Regions from separate parts of the Homo sapiens genome. Here region 1 is linked to region 2. The links are chromatin loops, found by intact Hi-C in ENCODE. Cell type or tissue: heart left ventricle. All regions are shown on one strand.

Region 1 (2,500 bases), 610 kb before region 2:
ACCATGGGCACTTCTAATAATAGCAGCCAAGGAGGTATAATGAATATCTAATGAACCATTTTGTATGTCTATGTTGCTTCTTGAATTGGAAATAAATCAATGAGCCTTACAAAATGCATATTTTAGTGATACCTCTATAAACAATAATCTTGTTTTTCTATCATGACTCGAATGTCATTCTTTTTATAATACAATTGAAGATTTAATAATTTATTATATAGATTGCCTTCCCCATTTTAGCTCTAGGTTATGTGTGTATACATAATACATATACATATAGGTCGCCTTTCCCATTTAAGCTCTAGGTTATGTGTGTATATGTATATATGTGTGTGTATATGTATATATGTGTGTATATATATGTGTGTGTGTGTGTATATATATATATATATGTACACATAACCTACAGCTTAAACGAGGAAGGCAACCTAGTCCAATGTTTGATTTTTAAAATTTTTAAAAGTCCTTGTATGTAGAAGCTCTGTGGGTCATAAAAGTAAACCAAAATGCCCACGTTCCAGGAGCAAACATAGAGGCACATAAATAGTAACTAGTAAACAAGTCATAGACGCTTCCATGAATACAATACCAGAGAAAGCCTAGATCCAGTGCTAAAGGCTGAATGAAGACCAAGAGATACGATAATCCTGCTTTACAGGCACTATAGCTGAGCCCACACTCATCTGGGCCAGTCAGACCAAGGCTGGTTTCCTTGGGCTGGAACAAGCTCCTCTGGGAACAGCGTGGTGTGTTCACCTAGAGACCTCCTCCTGACAAAGGTTTTGGCTGTGTTGTCCCACCCACTTCCTCAGCTGAAAATGGGAAATGGGGCAAGTTGCTTCCCCTCCTGCTGGCTCAAATCCTATGACCCAAAGCACGGTCTCCATCTCAGCAACTTCCCTTCCAGAGGCCAAATATAGCCATCCCTTTCCTGGCTCACTAAAATTCCAGTCAGACTGCTGTGCACAGTGACAGACGGCCAAAGAGCATCTCACCAGCCCAGCCACAGCCCAAAATAACGGCCACTTGGTTAGCACAGACTGTGGACTTTTTCTTTTTTGTTGTTGTTGAGACTTCGTTCTGAGTTATTTTTTGTTTTGGTTTTGGATTTTGTTTCGTTTTTGTAGTTTGAAAGTAAACAGAGTATCTGAAGAAGTGGCTACACCAACTTCCTACATGAGGTTCCTGGGTTTAGTTCCAGCAGTGGTGGGTAATGACCAGAAATGTACTCACCTCTTAAATCTCCCCAGCCGCCTACCCAAAAGGAGGGGCTGACAAGCGCATTTCCTCCCCATTCTGTCCAGCAGTGCCTCCTGCACACCCCAGGTCATGCTGGGACCCACCCACCATGCTACATTTTCTCCTGGGTCTCGTGGAAGGAAGACTGGGGGAGGCTGTCCTGTGGGCTGGGTGGGGACACTTCCAGACTTGCACCCATGATGCTTCTGGGCAGTAGACAGGCCCCGCCCCCAAGCTGTCAGTTCGGTGCCCTCCACAAGTTCTAAAAGGCCTTAAATTATTAATTTATTTCTTTAAAAATACACCGTGCTCAACAACAACCAAGCCCACTTTTGATCTGCATCATGACACACAAGGCTCTTGTCAACCAGATTTTGTGCAGGCCAACAGACACATCTTATTAAATCTTACCTAGCGGGTGACATGAAATTGGAGCATGCTAAAGAGATTTAGGCTGGGAAAGATGATTGTCTTCTCCATGCCCTGTTTCCAAATGCAATGAGTAATAAGCAATTTTGCAAAACTATAACCTTCAACTGTTGGAACATCTTTGTACTTTTGTTCTTCAAAGGCAGAATGTTTTCTGGAATTATGTTTCTACCTGAGGAAAAAAATATACTCCTTCAATTTCTACATGTGCAAGCATATCACACAGATATATCTCATTTCTTGTCATGTTGTATGCTGTCTCAAGATCAATAAATAATTTATGCATTTAATGCATTTATCAGCTCTCGTGTGTGTGTGTATATATATATGTAAATCTCCTATGTGTTAATGTCAAAGATGTCTTCTATATTAACGGAAAGCAAGCAACCTCTTGGGTGTTTCACCACCATGAAATTAACTTTGCATCTTACCCATCAAATGAGTGAAAAGTGAGAACAGGTCCCTGCTCTTTATAGAAAACTAAACGCTAGTTTACAACAGATAAGGAGTTACAGTAGGAATTTCACATTGCTTATCTGCTGAAATTTCTCCCCTCCCTTATTTTTTTTTTCCAAAGAAGTTCTTTATTACTCCAGGGCCACTTAGATTGTAGAGGGAATACGGCTCCTAAATTTCAACTTGTTCTATTTAAGTTGCCTTTCCTTTGCTTCCCACTTGGAGTATTTATCATGCTTGTCGTTAAGAACTGCTTCTGAGCCCTCACAGTGCCAAGCCTGGGACCAGGTGCATACGTTTGGCAGTCCTCACCTCCACTGCCATCCACAGGCTCCAATTTGGATTTAACCATGGTCATCATTCACACCCTCATGGC
Region 2 (2,500 bases):
CACGCGCCACCATGCCCAGCTAATGTTTGTATTTTTAGTAGAGACGGGGTTTCACCATGTTGGCCAGGCTGGTTTTGAACTGCCAACCTCAGGTGATCCTCTTGCTTTGGCATCCCAAAGTGCTGGGATTACAGGTGTGGGCCACCGTGCCCAGCCATAGCATCATATGATTTTAGTCATTCGTTTAAACTCTTCCTATGACAAACTTTACCCTGGCTAATAACTAACAAAATTGGATGACATGAATTTTATCTTTGTTCTCTATTTTAGTTCGCTGTTAGAAAGATATGCTAATAAGCTGTGATTGCACCAAAAGGCAGGCTGTAGGAGCATGAAAAAGAAAAGTTGATTCCATTTTGCTTGTGAAGGCTGCAAAAAGACCATTAATCTTGCAATTTTTACCTACTTATTCATTATTTCTCAATGATGCTCAAAAAGATAAACACTACAGTCACTAATAGTAAGATATGCCACATGGTATTACTTTAAGATGGGGGTCTCCAAAAACAGAGTGCATATAAAAATGGAGCCTGCCTCTCTACTCAAGGATGTACTGATAGCCCATGCCTGGATATTTACCTACAAAAGAATAAAATAATTGGAGTTGAACAATTCTTTATTCTTAGTAGCAAATGACAAAGCTCAACATTTTTTCCCTATTTCTTGCTACTTTCTTATAAGCTTCCAGGTTCTGAAGATCATGTAATTTAGGCTAATTTAGCAACGTGTCAATAATATTATGTTAATTTGGCTTATTAATGTTATCTGACTCATTTAGATGAGCAGAATTATATTTATTGAGCATTATGTATATGATATTAATAGACACTTTATTTTTATTTTCTTAATTCTCACAACAATCTTCACTTTTATAATTGAGGAAACTAAAGCTCAAAGAAAATTGAATGGATAAGGAAAGGTGTGTCTTGAATTATGTTTAATTTTTACATGGAAATTTAAGAAAATGTACTAGCATAATCACCTCCTATACTACAAAAACAGTGTCCACATATAGTCAGGTTCATGCTGCCTCCCTTTTTTATTTCTGCCTCCTTTTCACAACCCATTTTACAACCACTTGGCATATACTTTCCACATCTTCCCCCTTTGCTTTGTGCTGCAGAACAACCTAACTATTCTGTGACAATAGCACCACTTATTGGCTGGCAAAGGTATTGGAAAAATCTGAAATCAGTATCTGCTTTCTTACCTTTAGAAAGATAATGCATAATTTGGGCTTTTTATTCTGCCTTTTTTATTTCAGCTCACTCACACCCACCTGAAAAAGTGTTTTTCTCATATACACATACAACTCCTTTTTTATCTTTCATATCTCCTTTCAAAAACCTGTAGAGTTACTTTACCACTTGATTTCACTGCTAATCAATGTTTGCTAATATGAAGCAATGAAGATGAATTGTGAATTAAAAGCAATTTGTGAATTATTCTGGAAACAGAACTACAATTTACAACACAATTTCTATTTTAAAATGTGTTGAATTTCAACAAGCTACATACATGGAATTTTTAGGATTCAACTGATTTGTAAGTTGGGAAACTTGCCATATTATTAAAACATATAAAAGTATAAAGTCTTCTGTAGTGGCATACATGGTAAATAAAGGAATAGAATGCTAAAACAAAGCAATACTATATATATTTTCCTCTTCTTAAGAGTTAATATACATCTCCTTGTCTTGTGAAATTTAAATCTTACACTACATATAATGAAACACTCAAATATTTGTTGATAACAATAAGGTCCATTCCTACTTTGCAGTGACCCCTTAAAGTTATACTAATGACACATGAGAGAACAGCTCTCATTATTTTAACTTTATCTCAGCGATGGAAACTAACAGGATTACATCTATAACTCTAACCACTCAATGAGCTCCAGTCATAAACTTTTGTTTAAAGCAATGCTCTCTACTTGTATGTCTTTATACTTCTGCTACACAGAGTTCTGTATCTTCCTGTAATACTGAGCTTAGCATCTAGTCCCTGAAATTGTCTGATCTTTATGAGTAAGGCCTATAAGTTCCTACCTGTGGGAATTTTGCATTGAAGCAGAGGAACATGTAAGATATCCCAAGTCAGTCTGTCAATATGAAGTCACTTTTGTTGCTGGTACCAATTAAGTAGCAAGGGGGTTTTGTTCCTTGGATTTTGCCCTGTATCTCAGTTCTAGAAATCGTTACTGAATGCTACTGAGATTTGGTCTAATGGTGACGTCAACTGCCCAGGTGTAGACCATTTTCCTCACTGTTAGCTACTCCTGTCTCACAAATCACCTGCCCAGGACTATTCTATTGGCTCCCTAGGACTTGGAAACCTATGGTCTGGCCTGCTTGATCAGTGTTTATGACACCCACCTCTCCCAGGCCTGAACTGCATTTCCTTTCAAATCTCTCAAATATTTTGATAGGACTATTACTTTACTCATTTCCTAATTCAAAAACTACAGTTGTTTTTACAATGTGAATATATTTAAAAATAT

Evidence for each region. A loop is a pair of places that touch in the nucleus more often than their neighbours do. Peaks named below come from ENCODE experiments on the same cell type or tissue, not always from the same donor. Only the 100,000 strongest peaks of a DNase experiment are listed, where the experiment ranks them.
Region 1: a loop joins it to region 2, with 5 times the contacts of the local background. A loop is called at or near these places in 61 of 110 quality-filtered maps.

What each region holds. Positions count from the first base shown.
Region 1 is chr5:61,664,791-61,667,290 of GRCh38, reverse strand. All of the region lies in intron 1 of LINC03122 (long intergenic non-protein coding RNA 3122), which reads right to left. The region is part of intron 7 of LINC03152 (long intergenic non-protein coding RNA 3152); the gene reads left to right. Among named protein-coding and RNA genes, the nearest start is that of LINC03122, 28 kb to the right of the region's middle. In heart left ventricle, no CTCF peak of the experiment used is centred here; a DNase peak (open chromatin) is centred at 940; H3K4me3 peaks cover 399 bases; H3K27ac peaks cover 557 bases.
Region 2 is chr5:61,054,262-61,056,761 of GRCh38, reverse strand. All of the region lies in intron 1 of NDUFAF2 (NADH:ubiquinone oxidoreductase complex assembly factor 2), which reads right to left. Among named protein-coding and RNA genes, the nearest start is that of SMIM15-AS1, 110 kb to the left of the region's middle. In heart left ventricle, a CTCF peak has its summit at 1,161; no DNase peak of the experiment used is centred here.